Linked DNA regions of Homo sapiens: region 1 is linked to region 2. Evidence: chromatin contacts called from ENCODE Hi-C or POLR2A ChIA-PET data. All regions are on one chromosome and are shown on one strand. The core of a region is the stretch at or near the end of the contact, and the rest is flanking DNA. Distances in the headings are between cores, read along the strand shown. Region 1 holds the start of CCDC125 (coiled-coil domain containing 125). Region 2 holds the start of PIK3R1 (phosphoinositide-3-kinase regulatory subunit 1).

Region 1 (7,427 bases), core at 3,024-5,523, 1.1 Mb before region 2:
GCAATCATAGCTCACTCTAACCTCAAACTCCTGGGCTCCAGCAGTCCTCCTGCCTTAGCCTCCCAAGCAGCTAGGACTATAACTATGCTCATCCAATTTTTTTTAAGAGACAGGGTCTTACTATGTTGCCCAGGCTGGTCTTGAACTCCTGGGCTCAAGCAATCTTCCAGCCTCAGCCTCCCAAAGTGCTGGGATTACAGGTATGAGTCACCATGCTGGGCCTCACATGTTAGGTTTTAATGAGGTCTCTTAGTTTGCCGCTAGGATCAAGTCCTCTCTCTTTTTTTTTTTTTGAGACGGAGTCTCGCACTGTGGCCCAGGCTGGAGTGCAGTGGTGCAGTCTCAGCTCAATGCAACCGCCGTCTCCCGACTTCCAGCGATTCTCTTGCCTCAGCCTCCCGAGTAGCTGGGATTACAGGTGCGTGCCACCACGCCCGACTAATGTTTTGTGTTTTTAGTAGAGATGGGGTTTCACTGTGTTAGCCAGGATGGTCTTGATCTCATGACCTTGTGATTCACCCACCTCAGCCTCCCAAAGTGCTGGGATTACAGTCATGAGCCACCGTGCCCGGCCTCAAGTCCTCTCTCTTACCTCTCACTGATTCAGCCACATACAATTATTTTGATCACCTGCTATGCACCCATGGTGTTCTTGGCACTAGGAATCCTGCTGTGAGTGAAGCTGAGCTCCTGCCTGGGTAGAGCCTGGGCCACATGGGTCTCCCAGCTGTGCTTTGAAGTCACTGTCAAAAGTCCTGGGCACTGGAGAATTTCATGTGTCTGTTGCTAAGGCAAGATGCCAAATTCCACATTTGCCTCCAACAGGAACAAATGTCAGTTTCCACCAAGCCCCACCTTGTTCAGGTGACTCCTGTTGTGAGTCTTTTCATACCATCTCCCCTTCACCCACAAGTGCCACCAACAGGCAGAGGTGGGGAGCTGGGTTTGGAGATACTGGTCTGATCCTTAGGTGAACTCCTCTCCCCTGATGTTGCAGGAGAATGGGTGCTCAGATGGAGAATCAGCACTCTTCTCAGGATTGGAAGGTGCTGTGGCTGGGGGAGTCTGCATTATGTTCTGGGCTGTGAGCTTTTCCAGAATTCTGCTCCACAGGCACACATCTGCTGTGTATGTATTTCATGGTATAAATCAGATGTCCCTGAGTTCTCTAGTATTGAATGTCTATGTAAAAAGTGTCTAGCCCCAACTGAGGATGCTGGAAGTCTAGTCTGTTAGGAGGCCCCTGAATATGTGCTTGTCTTGTGTGACCTTCCAGGAGGTGACTCAGTTCTCTTTTGTTCTGTTTCTTGCTCTAGGCTATTGCTCCATTTTTTTGTAGGTCATCTCCTGCCACTTCTTCTCTAGGGTAATGCTGTTTGCAATACACAGTTCCTTGTCTTGGTTTCCCAAGCATCTTAGTTCTGAAAGTGAGATATGGGCTTGTCTGGGACGTGGGGGACAAAGATCAGGTGCCTCCACAAGTGACTCTCCTCAGCTCCCAGCCAGCTGACAACTGCATGGACTGATGGTCTCTTTCTTTCCTTATCTGCATGCTGGTTTCCAGGACTTTGCGCACCCTGAAGGAGCCTCATATGACCCAGTAGTTTCATTCCTAGGCAGCTTTTATATCTTTTATCATTTTTCTAAGCTTAAGACACCTTTGGTCAGCCACGGTGGCTCACGCCTGTAATCCCGGCACTTTGGGAGGCCAAGGCGGGCGAATCACCTGAGGTCAGGAGTTCGAGACCAGCCTGACCAACATGGAGAAACCCCCTGTCTACTAAAAATACAAAATTAGCTGAGCGTGGTGGTGCAGACCTGTAATCTCAGCTACTCCAGAGGCTAAGGCAGGAGAATCACTTGAACCCGGGAGGCAGAGGTTGCAGTGAGCTGAGATCTCGCCACTGCACTGCAGCCTGGCAACAAGAGAAAAACTCTGTCTTTAAAAAAAAAAAAAAAGACTCCTTTTCTTTCCTCATTAATTTGGCGGCCACGTCTGTCCGGAACTTGTGGGACGTCCTCGTCTTCATCAGGTTGGCAGATACTCCAGCATGGCCTGCCGGCCGCCGAGGCCACCATCCACAGGCTCAAGGGCTCCGTGGTCGCTCCTTCGTGCTCCCGCCTCCAGAGGGAGCCAGACAGTGCATCCTTGCAGTGGACGCCGCCCGCCCGCAAAAGCCTGTTTTTCAATGACTGCCTCTACCTCTGAACCTCAGCTTAGATTTCTCTCTCTCTCTCTCTCCCTCCCTCTCCCTCTCTCTCTCTCTCTCTCTCTCTCTCCCACCCCCACCTCCTCTTTTTAAGACAAAGTCTTGCTCTGTCACCCAGGCTGGAGTGCAGTGGCGCGATCTCGGCTCACGGCAAACTCCGCTTGCCGGGTTCAAGAGATTCTCCTGCCTCAGCCAAGCAGCTGGGAATACAGGCACCTGCCACCACGACCGGCTAATTTTTTTTTTGGAAGAAAATGACTTTATTCTAATTAACTCACAAAGAATAAAATCATAACAGCTAGTTTAAGGAGGCCACACAAACATTTGCCCTGTCACAGATTCTACAGAGTAGGAACACCCCCCTTCCATTTCAATTCTGAAGCAAGGAAGCTAGGAATGACAGGAGAGGTTTAACTCATGGTTACACTTTATACCCTCACTATCAATTCTATTTTTATACTAAATTAACTTAGTTATGAGAGCTGATTTTCCATCTCTCCAGGTTGAACTTCTTGATTAGGCCAATCCGTTTGCAAGTCGGCACTGTTTCAGCACCTCATTGAAACCCTCACAGAGCTTGATGTCACCCTGGTTCTGGGCACACTCCAGAAACTGATCTCATAGAAGCAAGGCTGCTGCTGCTGTGCCGGCTGGGTTCCCTGAGGCTCCTGGTAAGTGATGTCAGGCCTCGCAGGCTCAGCATTACTTCCTCCCCTGAAAGCCCCAGTAATGGCGTGACCCACAGCAGAGCCCACAGCCACGCCAGCTGCAGTGGTTGCCATCTGGGCCATCAGACCTGGCTGCCGGGGCGCAGCAGCAGAAGAGCCAACTACAGATGGGGGTGCCGCTGCTGGTGGCTGAACGACTGGTACTGGCCTGGGTGCAGCTCTCATCTGAGGGGGCCTGGCTGGCCGGAGGGGCCATGCGGGAGGTGCGGCTTCGGCTTCCACGCGGCATCCTAGGTACGCGACGGCTCGGCCTCCGGACGTGTGACGACCGGCTAAATTTTGTATTTTAGTGGAGATGGGGTTTCACCATGTTGGCCAGGCTGGTCTCAAACTTCTGACCTCAGGTGATCCACCCACCTTGGCCTCCCAAAGTGCTGGGTTAACAGGCGTGAGCCACCGCACCTGGCCCGATCTACCCTTCTCTTACAGGATTCCTAGAGACTTAATATTTTGGTTTTGGTTTGTTTCTTTTTTGAGACAGGGTCTCCACTCCGTCGCCCAGGCTGGAGTGCAGTGGTCACTGTAGCCTGGATCTCCCAGGCTCACGGGATCCTCCCACCTGACGGCCTCCCGGCCTCCTGAGTAGCTGGGACTACAGGTACGCACCACCACACCCGCTACTTTTTAATTATTTTTTTTTTTTGAGACGGAGACTCGTTCTGTTGCCCAGGCTGGAGTGCAGTGGCACGATCTTGGCTCACTGCAAGCTCCGCCTCCCGGGTTCACGCCATTCTGCCTCAGCCTCCTGCGCAGCTGGGACTACAGGCACCCGCCACCACGCCCGGCTAATTTCTTGTATTTTTAGTAGAGAAGGGTTTTCACTGTGTTAGCCAGGATGGTCTCAATCTCCTGACCTCGTGATCCACCCGCCTCGGCCACCTAAAGTGCTGGGATTACAGGCGTGAGCCACCGCGCCCAGCCCTACTTTTTAAATTTTTTGTAGAGCGGGGTCTCACTATGTTGGCCATGCTGGTCTCGAATTCCTGGCCTCAAGCGATCCTCCCGCCTTGGCCTCCCAAAAGCTGGGATTACAGGTGTGAAACCCCGCGCCGGTCTGAACCTCAATGTTTGAACCACCAAATTTTACCTGTATTGACACAGGCCCCGTCTTGTTGTTTTTCTAAATCTCATGTCATTGTTTGCATATTGGTTACCCGTGGTTGGCTTTGGAGCTGAAGGTGGACAGAGCTAACATCAGGTTGCACACAGGAACACAGTGAGGTCGCGAAAAAGTAGCGCGAGCTGCCTCCATGGCCCAGGGCGACCTCACCGGCGTTTCCTGTCTGGGACTGCGCCCACGCGGTCACGTGGTGGCCCGGAGGACGCGCGGCGGCAGCGGCGCACGCGCACGGAGAGGAGGCTACTTGCCAGGTGAGCGAGCTGAGTGGGGCGCCGGGGCGGTAGGAGGGTGCTGTTCGCTGAGCTGGAGTCCGGGCTCCGGTCCCCGCCACGGACCTTGAGAGGGTACCCGGGGTCAGACCTGGCAGGTGGGAACCGGGAGTGGGGAGGACCCAGGGCAGGGGCGGGATGCGCAGATTCGTGGAAACTCTGCAGGTTGTGGACAAACTGCCCAAATCCTTTTCCCTGAATGCCAGTTTAATGGCCTCGTCTGATAAGAAAAAAATAAGAAATAGATTTCAGAGACCCTATTTCTCTCTCTGCCTCTCCACCTGCTTTACTTTTTTTCTCTTCTGTTAATTTTGAGCCTTATAAAACTATAGCGCCAGTATCCTGGTTTGGATCCTGAAACAGAAAAAGACATTAGTGGAAAAAATAATAAAGGCTGTGGTTTAGTTAATAGCACGTACCCATGTTAATTTCTTAATTTCGACAAATTGTACACAAATGTTGACATTAGAGGAATTTGGGTAAAAGGTACACAGGAATTCTTAGTACTATCTTTGCAATTTACTGTACATCTAAAATTATTCTAAAATGAAAAGTTAAGAAACAAAATCCTAAAGCAAAGTGCAGCAGGCCATTGTTCACCAGGGAGGGCTCAAGTTAGTTCCTCTTTGTCATGGAGTTAGGCATGTTTGACCAACTTGTTTGCTAAGGCAGAGTTGTCAGGCTACTGAATGTAGATTCTTCTGTCCAAAGGTTTCCGGGCAGGAATCGGTTTTCTCTTTCGATTCTGTCAAATATCTTTGGAACACATGTTGTGCATAAGCAAACGAGACACACAAAGTCTCTGCATAAGGGAATATACAGTCAGTCTAGGTCAGGTAGGAAGTAAGCACTATTAAAAAGATTCAGTAAAACCTCCCAGAACTGGGAAGACTCAGATGTGGAAGAAATCACATCTGGTCCAAGGGAGTCAGGAAGGCTACTGGAGGGAGTGCTGTCCTGAACTGAGGGGGCTCTGAGAAGAAACAGCATTCCTGGGGTGAAGAATGGCACCAATAGAGGCTTGCAGGTGACCAAGCTGAGCTGAGGGAGGAGCCCTGGGAGCAAGTGCAGTTCCTCTTACGTGGAAGCGCAGAGTACATCCAGGGAGTACTGCCAGATGAAACTGGAGGTGAAAACTGTAGCTTTGTTGTAGAAAACAGGGTGACACTTCAGTTGGATACATTATTTTTATTTTTATTTTTTTGAAACGGAGTTTCGGCTGGGCGCAGTGGCTCACGCCTGTAATTCCAGCACTTTGGGAGACCGGTGAGCAGATCTCCTGAGGTCTGGAGGTCTAGACCAGCCTGGCCAACATGGTGAAACCCCGTCTCTACAAAAATACAAATATTAGCCGGGCATGGTGGTGGGCGCCTGTAATCTCCGCTACTGGGGAGGCTGAGGCAGGAGAATCGCTTGAACCCAGGAGGTCTAGGTTGCAGTGAGCCGAGATCGCACCATTGCACTCCAGCGTGGGTGACAGACAATAGTGCTGTCTCAGCTCACTGGAACCTCCACCTCCCAAGTTCAAGCGATTCTCCTGCTTAGCCTCCCAAGTAGTTGGGATTAAAGGCGCCCGCCACCATACCTGGCTAATTTTTGTATTTTTAGTAGAGACGGGGTTTCACCATGTTGGCCAGGCTGGTCACAAACTCCTGACCTCAGGTGATCTGCCCGCCTCAGCCTCCCAAAGTGCTCGGATTACATGTGTGAGCCACTGTGCCCAGCCTACATTTTTTTTAAAAAGGAAAACAGGGTGACATTGACTACAATTATACATGCCATGGGAGCCATGGAATGTTTTACAGCAAGAGAGAGACATCATTCGGTTTGCACTTGGATATTATTGACTTGGCAGCAGTATGTAGGTTGGCTTGAAGTAGACCAATTAGGAAATTATCAGGCTAGCCTTGGGGAATTAAAGAGACGTTCCACCAGGGCAGTGAAATTAATGTGCAAAGAATGACATAGTTTGGGGAGATTTTTTTGGGTCTAGAAGACCTAGCAACTGAAGGCATGTGAAGACCAAAGAGGAAAAAACAATTCCAAAGTTTTGCTCCTGAGTGTTTTGGAGCATAGTTGATGCATTTGCAGAAATAGAGGACTCAGAGGGAGACCTGGAATGGGGGCTGGGAGGATAGTGAATTTTTTTTTTTTAGATGGAGTCTTGCTCTGTCACCCAGGCTGGAGTGCAGTGGTGCAATCTCGGCTCACTGCAATGTCTGCCTCCCGGGTTCAAGCGATTCTCCTGCCTCAGCCTCCCGAGTAGCTGGGACTACAGGTGCACACCACCGTGCCCAGCTAATTTTTGTATTTTTAGCAGAGACAGGGTTTCACTATGTTGGCCAGGCTGGTCTCGAACTCCTGACCTCATGATCCGCCCGCCTCAGCCTCCAAAGTGCTGGGATTACAGGCATGAGCCACCGTGCCCGGCGGTGAATTTGTTTTTGAGCAAGATGTGCTTGGATTGCTGGTGGAATATCCAGTTGGAGATGTGTATTTAAGATTAGTAAAAGAAGCCAAACATTTACAAAAGGGACAGGAAAAAGAAAAAGAGCCTTAGAGGACAGATATGAGAAGATATGAGTCAGGGAAGGAGGAGGATCAGATTTCTATTTCTAGGGGCTTCAGGAGTCAGGTGGACCTGGACTTAGTGAGTCAGTAGTGTCACAGCTCCTGCAAAGGTAGAGGAGACTGAGGAATGAAACTTGATCTTGGATTTATCTATGAGGAAGTCACTGGTCATCTTTTAAAGAGTTGTTTTAGTGGAAAAGTGAGACGACTGCTAACAGACTGTAATCTATTCATCCTACAGCCTTTCCCAAGTGGCCAGAGGACTGGACAAAGAGCCAGAAATATTGTTTCTAGTCCTGGCTCTGCTGCTAATTACCATTGTATTTGGGGCAAGTCACGTATGCCTGGGCTGGAATAGAAAAAAATACATCCGAGCTGGGCTCGGTGGCTCATGCCTGTAATCCCAGCACTTTGGGAGGCCGAGACAGGTGGATCATCTGAGGTCAGGAGTCCGAGACCAGCCTGGCTAACATGGTGAAATCCCATCTCTACTAAAAATACAAAAATTAGCTGGGTGTGGTGGCAGGCA
Region 2 (7,100 bases), core at 616-3,115:
TTACTCTTATTTTCTTTATACTGGTCAAAAACACTTGCTTCCTAAAGTTTAATCAACTTTTGCACCTAAGAAAACTCTTATCTGCTTTCTTCTAAACGGTTTTTCAAGAACAGTGTAATCTGTCAAAAAGTTGTATAGCTAGTGAGTTGCTTTTTCTTCCTTTTTCAATGTTAAAAGATACTTGTGGCCTTCTGTGCAGAAGTCACCAAATTCCTAGTAATTCAAACTGTGACAATCTAATATTCTAATAACCTGCTTAAGAAATGAACCTGTCTGCCCACTCCAACCCTTCCTAGCTAATATCTAACCATCTTTAAGGTTGCCAAAACGTAACAGAACTAATGAAGCATTAAAATATAACTCCACATCAAGCCTTGACCAATAAGCTCTGTGAATATCCCTCCTGATTACTAAAACTTGAGCCTCATCACACCAAAATGACAATCTTATGTTGCATTCAAAACCCGGAACTGCTTTATCCATTGGTACTTCGCACTGGCTGACAAAGAGGAAAAGAAGAGAAAAAAGAAAAAAAACCTAAAATCATGAAGCCCCCAAATAAAGAGCAGACTCACACTCGGACACCAACAGCGCTGCAGCTCAAGGGATTAACGGTGGAAGTGAGACCTTTCCGATATTAATAGCGCCCCGGGAAACAGAAGAATTCCCCCAAACCCAGTTGACACACATTCTGCATTCAACACGTAACAGCCATTCTGCATATATCCTTGCATTTCAGGCTCCAATTCTGGTTATCAAAGTGTATTTCTGTACAGGAGTGCCTGGCCAGAGGTTTTCTGTTCTCTTTGTCTTGTGATCTGAGGGGCAGTTTCTGAGCTTAGGTTAGAGCTGTGGTTTCCAGAGAATTGCCCACGATATTTTAGCTCCGGGTTGCAGGCTCCCTGGCTCTCCCCAGCCGGCTCCATATTGCTGGGCAGGTCCCTCCCGCCTCGCCCCACGTTCCAAAAGCTGGATTTCCGGGCGGTTCCAAGACCCCACTAAATATGCCTCCAACAACCTGCCCAAGCTTGGCTGGCAATAAACGCTGAGTTAGGGCCCCAGCGACCAACCGCCCCGAGGCGCACTTCCCCCACCCCGGAAGAGGAGGGCGGCAAACTTCGGAAGGCGGGGGTTAGGGGACGAGCTCCGGGGACCACCGCCGCCTCGCCCGCCCCGGGAAGGGCCCGGGCAGCGACCCTGGCTGCAGCTGGAGGGCCACGGGGGAAGGGAGCGCTCCTTCCCGCAACACGAAGGCAGCGGCCAGGGCGCTCTCCTCCGGTGAGGGGCCCCGGAAAACTGCAGCAAGGCGACAGCGGGGACCCTCCGAAGTGTGCGGTGACGGAGGGTGGGAGGAAGCCCGAGCTCGTCGGCAACTCCGGGGGCAAATGCGACCGGCGGCGTGCAGGACCAGCTCGCAGGAGGACGGGGGAAACGGGAGTCAGGATGGCGGGGATCTCACAGGACGCCGGCCGCGCGCGGGGGTAGTGCTGCCCGGCGGCCAGGAGATGCCGGAGGCGGGGAGGGCCGGTGGCCAGCCCGCTTCCCCCCGGCGGGGCTCTGCAGAAGGAGAAGCCGCTGCCAGTGACAGGAAGAGAGTCGCGGCAGCCGTGCACACATGCACCGCCTCCCCCGCCCGAGCACACACACCCGGGGCTGCTGCTGCCTACCTACCCCGCCCGCCGGCTTCCTTCCTCTGCGGGGCCCGCGCTGCAGCGGTGGCCTCCTGCCCGCTCGGTTCCGACCGGCCTCCAGCCCGGCTGCGACCCGCCGGCCGTGCCCGATCCGTGCTTGCCGTCTCCGACAGCTAGCCTGCCGCCCTCGCCGCTGCCGCTGCTTCCTCCAACTCCGCTCCAGCTGCTGGCGACTCCTCTCCGTGCGCCCGCAGCTCCAGCGCCCGGCGCTAGCCCCGCCTCCGGCCCGGCCCCGCGCGCCCCGCCCCCGAGCCCACACCAACCAGAGCCCGCGGCTCCGCCCCTTTCCGTCCGCACGGCTCGGGCCTCCGAGCCGGCGGCTGGCAGTGGGGGAGCGAGCTCAGGCCTGGCGGACCCTTCCTGCCACCGCCCTCGCCTTCCGCCCCCCAGCCGCGGGGATGCCCCGGGCGGCCGTGCCGCGCGCTGCCTCCGCTGCGGAGTGCTCTGGCTCTACACGTCCCGGGCCCGCCCGGCTGCTGGGCGTCTCCCAGCGCAGAGGCGGAGGGGTTCGGGGAGGTCGAAGACAAGTTCAGACCTCCCTGGAGGCTGGCTGCGTCTCTAATCCGAGTGTCTTTCAGCCAACCCCAGGCTTTTTCGAGCCCCTAGCGCCCCAGCAGAGTGGCTGGGGTGGGGAGGACTCGGATTCCAGAGCTCGCCAAAGCGGAGAGGCCCTGCAATTCCTGGTCTCGCCAGCACTGCCTTCCGAGTGGGCGGAAAACCCGCGGCACCCGCCTGGCGCTCCGGGGGTGAAGGAGGGGTGAAAGGGTGAACCGGAGGGACGGGCGCCCGCAGCCTGCCGCTGGCTAACTCCGGCAGCCTGGCACCGCCGCCTCCGGGAGCCAGGCGGACCCGCGAGAAGGGAAGAGAGTTTTCTGAGGGCGTACGCTGGCTGATGGCTTCTAGTCCTGAGATGACAGAGCAAATGGAGGTCACTCAGGCAGACCACGGGCCCCTCGGCGTTCGCGGAGTCGGGGGCGGGGTTGGCGGGGGGTGGGGTTGGCGCGGGCGGGGGGGGCGGGGAAGCGCAGGTGAATTACATTGTCTCTTAAAGGTGTTAGTTTTGAAATGCATATTCTTCAAGTAATAATTACCTAAGTTGCTCCAGAAAAATTTGATGTTGGTTCAAACCTTCCACTGATGGTAAGATGGAATGCCAGCACCACGTGTGCCACTCTTTCATATTAAAACATGTGAGAATCTGCTTCCTAAAAGCTCTTTCCAGATTCTCCTTTCTGCAGCTTAAAGCCCTGCACCCGCCCACCCTGTTTGCCTAAAGCCCTTTTATAGTTCCCTCCCAGTTTCCTTGCAAGAAAACTCTTAAAAACAAACACACAAAACCTAAGCACTTGGCCTCTGTAAAACGTTGAATTTGGTGGTTTATTCTTGTGGACGTTGGAAGTAGAGGGAAGAACGTCCTAAAATTCATCGCTTATCCTTAAAAAATATCATTTTTAAAGGTGACTCACCTAACAGAAAAGTAAGCTCCACTTTAGGCTATTCAGACACTGGTGTTTCTATTATTCCAAGATGTCTCTTGCAGAGGCGACACAAAAACAGGCAGCTACCCACATCATGTTTAAGAATACACTTTATCTGAAAGCAAATAGGAAATTTACCAAGGTACCTTCTTCACACCTACTGTGTGAAATGAAGGACTTCATGCATTCTCTGTCTGTAAATGGAATGATATACCTTGCCTTGCAGTAGAATTACTTTGATCCAATCCAATAAGCTGAGATGAAACTGCTGTGACCTTCCCAGTATTTCCTTTAGGTTCCGCTCTGAACAAACTCTAACAGTGAAAACCTTGCTAGTTATCTCCTTCTTCTGGAGATAGCTGGAAAGAGTCTTATGCACTATTGCAGTGGGATTCTGTTCACCCGCAAACCTAAAAACAATAAAATTCCCAAATGCACCTCCTCATTTAGACACAGTCTTTAGTAATTTATTTCCAGCATACATTGTATTTCCTTTACGTTTTTTCATCATAAAGAGTGTCCCAAGGGAAGAAAATAAGGCTCTCTTTTCATATACTAAATAAATTCAGTATTTCATTTGTTTTAAACTGATGATATCTCCCCATATCACTAGTATTAGCATTTTTATTTATTTTCACCTTCAATTGATTTCTATGAAACAAAAGCAAAGGCAACAAAACAGCAGTATTCAAGCTTTTTTAAAAATAATCTTTTTATTTAATAAAATCTAGTCTAGAATCCCCAAATACAACTATAAGATAAGAAGTCATGTAACAAGACCAAGAGGCCCATTGCACCACCTCCCTTCCTTCTGTCTAGAACCTCTGGATCCTTGGACTAGAAACATCTGGATCTCCTGAGAATTTGTTGGAAATTCAAATTGTCCTCACTGAATCAGGAATGCTGAGGGTGGAGCCTAGCAATCTGTATTTTAATAAGCTCTCCAAGTGATCTGATGCATGCCCTATGGTTTCAGAACTATTACTCTAAGGCTTCTGGAAACACTGATTGAAAACCTCTGCAATAAAATACTCACATTAAGTACCCAAACACCATGGTTCAATCAGTAATGGCCAAACTGTTGGCCAGCAGGTAGTGACACCAGCAAGGAGCTCGAAATAGCAGAAGATGTACAATTTGCAACGAAAGGGGTGATACAGGGGTGTCACATACAAGGCATAAGAAGTCAAGGACCCCCCAATGTCAAGAAAGGCTGAGTAGCTATAGGCTGAGAAAGAATTCTCCCCAAAGTATGGTAGGATACTCTCATTTGGCATCATCATTCCAGCTACATCAATATTGTGAGTGCTAGAATTAGCTTTCATTAGACTTGAAACCTAAGAATGTATCTTAGGGTTCAAAGCCAATGTGAAATACAAATGGCTTAGACCTTTACTTCTCAAGTGAGGCCCATAGACCAGCAGCTTTGGCACTATGTAAGAGCTTGTTAGAAAGGCAGAATCCCAGGCCCTATCCCAGGCATACTTAATCAAAATCTGCATTTTAACAAGATTATCAGGTGATTCCTATGCAAGTTAAACTTTGAGAAGCCCTATCTTAGACAGGGGTTCTCAGTTTTCTCTACACATTGCAAATACCTGAGGAGCTTATAAAAATCTCAATACCTGGTCTGCACCCCAGATGGATTACATCAAAATCTCTGGGGTGAAATGCAGGCATTAGTAACTTTTCAAGCTCCTCACATTATTCCAGTGGGAAGCCAGATTTTAGGAACCACTGCTTTGGAGGAGCCACTTAAGAAAGGCGCTATTAGGAAAGCCCTCTGGGTACAGTAGAGTACAAATGGCTGGTCTTAAAGCGGGCAGCTGAACTAGAGTTTAGCTAATTGTTGCCGCACAGGAATGTGAGCCCAAATTTTCCAATTTTCCTAGAGAAGCTGAAAATACAGATTTTTATGGACTATTTTCCAATTATTGAATGCTGGCAATGAATTCAACCTTTTTTAGAAATATAGGTTAGGCCACATTCGTGTGATTTTTTTGAAATGTGGGTTAGGTTAGTGTGATGTTATGATGCTGCACATCATAAAATAAAGTGGGAAAAAAAAATCACCCAAGAAGAGTACTGGCTTCTTGGAATGTAAGCCTCATGATCTAAAGAGTCAAGTGTTTTAAATGTTCTGTTCTCTAACAGAACCAAACACTGTAGGCATTCAATGACTGGGAATTGGTAATGGGTGAGATATCAATGCTTGCAACCCTGGGGCAAAACACTATGGTCTTCTATGCAATATTTTTATTTTCTCTTTCTCCTGCCTGCTAACTGATGTGTTGGGGGTGGGAAAGTAGAATGAATCTTTGCATTACTTAGATTAAAATCTGCACCTATTGTGAGTTATGCAGGTTAATTACATATTAAGAGAAACATGAAAAAATTATTGACTGGAATACTTACTACCTGATATGGTTTGGCTGTGTCCCCACCCAAATCTCATCTTGAGTTGTAGCTCCTATAATGCCTTCATGTTGTGAGAGAAGCCTGGTGGGAGATCAGTGAATCATGAGGGCAGTTTCCCCCATACTGTTCTCATGGTAGTGAGTAAGTGTCACAAGATCTGATGGTTTTATAAAGGGTTTCCCCTTTCACTTGGCGCTCATTCTCTCTTTGCCTGCCACCGTGTAAGACGTGCCTTTCTCCTTCTGCCATGATTGTGAGGCCTCCCCAGCCACATGGAACTCTAAGTCCATTACACATCTTTTCCTTTATAAATTACCCAGTCTCAGGTATGTCTTTATCAGCAGCATGAAAACAGACTCATACAGTAAATTATTACAGCAGCAGTGGGGTGCTGCTGTAAAGATACCTGAAAATGTGGAAGTGACTTTGAAACTGGGTAACAGGCAGAGGTTGGAACAGCTTGGAGGGCTCAGAGGAAAACAGGAAAATGTGGGAAAGTTTGGAACTTTCTAGAGACTTGTTGAATGGCTTTGACAAAAATACTGATAGTGATATTAACAATGAGGTCCAGGTTGAGGTGGTCTCAGATATAGATAAGGAACTTGAGAACTAGAGTAAAGATGACTCTTGCTATGTTTTAGCAAAGAGATTGGTGGCATTTTGGCCCACCCTAGAGATTTGTGGAACTTCAAATTTGAGGGGGAAGATTTAGGGTACCTGGCAGAAGAAATGTTTAAGCAGCAAACCATTCAAGAGGTGACTTGGGTGCTGTTAAAAGCATTCAGTTTTAAAAGGGAAACACATCATAAAAGTTCAGAAATTTTGCAACCTGATGTGATAGAAAGGAAAAACCCATTTTCAGAGGAGACATTCAAGCTGGCTGCAGAAATTTGCATAAGTAACAAGGCACTAAATGTTAATCACCAAGATAATGGGGAAAATGTCTCTAGGGCTTGCCAGAGACCTTTTCCACAGCTGCTCCAACCGTGGCTAAATGGGGCCAAGGTACAGCTTGGGCTGTGGCTTCAGAGGGTGCAAGCCCTAAGCCATGGCAACTTCCACATGGTTGGGCCTGTGGGTGCAGAGAAGTCAAGAATTGAGGTTTGGAAACCTCTGCCCGGATTTCAGAGGATGTATGGAAAGGCCTGGATGTCAAGGCAGAAGTTTGCTGCAGGGGTGGGGCCCTCATGAAGGACCTCTGCTAAGGCAGTACAGAAGGGAAATGTGGGGTTGGAGTCCTCACACAGAGTTCCTACTGGGGCACCACCTAGTGGAGCTGTGAGAAGAGGGCCACTGTCCTCCAGACCCCAGAATGGTAGATCCACCGACAGCTTGCACCGTGCACCTGGAAAAGCCACAGACACTGAATGCCAGCCCATGAAATCAGCCGAGAGTGAGACTGTACCCTGCAAAGCCACAAGGGTGGAGCTACCCAAGACCATGGGAGCCCACCTCTTATATCGGCATGACCTGTATGTGAGACACGGAGTCAAAGGAGATCATTTTGGAGCTT

Evidence for each region. Hi-C counts contacts between places; a loop is a spot of excess contacts on that map. ChIA-PET counts read pairs that join two places held with the same protein, here RNA polymerase II (POLR2A). Pooled maps may share reads with other maps.
Region 1: a loop to region 2 is called in a pooled map, with 7 times the contacts of the local background. The contact joins the promoter of CCDC125 here to the promoter of PIK3R1 in region 2. A Hi-C loop is called at or near these places in 5 of 50 pooled maps. POLR2A ChIA-PET finds 5 or more read pairs at or near these places in 2 of 52 experiments (CD4-positive, alpha-beta T cell and activated CD4-positive, alpha-beta T cell).

What each region holds. Positions count from the first base shown.
Region 1 is chr5:69,329,647-69,337,073 of GRCh38, reverse strand. It overlaps CCDC125 (coiled-coil domain containing 125), which reads left to right and starts at 4,273. Exons shown (of 12, transcript NM_176816.5): 1 at 4,273-4,425. It also overlaps the pseudogene CHCHD2P2. RefSeq lists a silencer at 738-1,032.
Region 2 is chr5:68,210,521-68,217,620 of GRCh38, reverse strand. PIK3R1 (phosphoinositide-3-kinase regulatory subunit 1) reads right to left here and starts at 1,865. Exons shown (of 16, transcript NM_181523.3): 1 at 1,672-1,865. RefSeq lists silencers at 1,149-2,248, 2,469-2,688.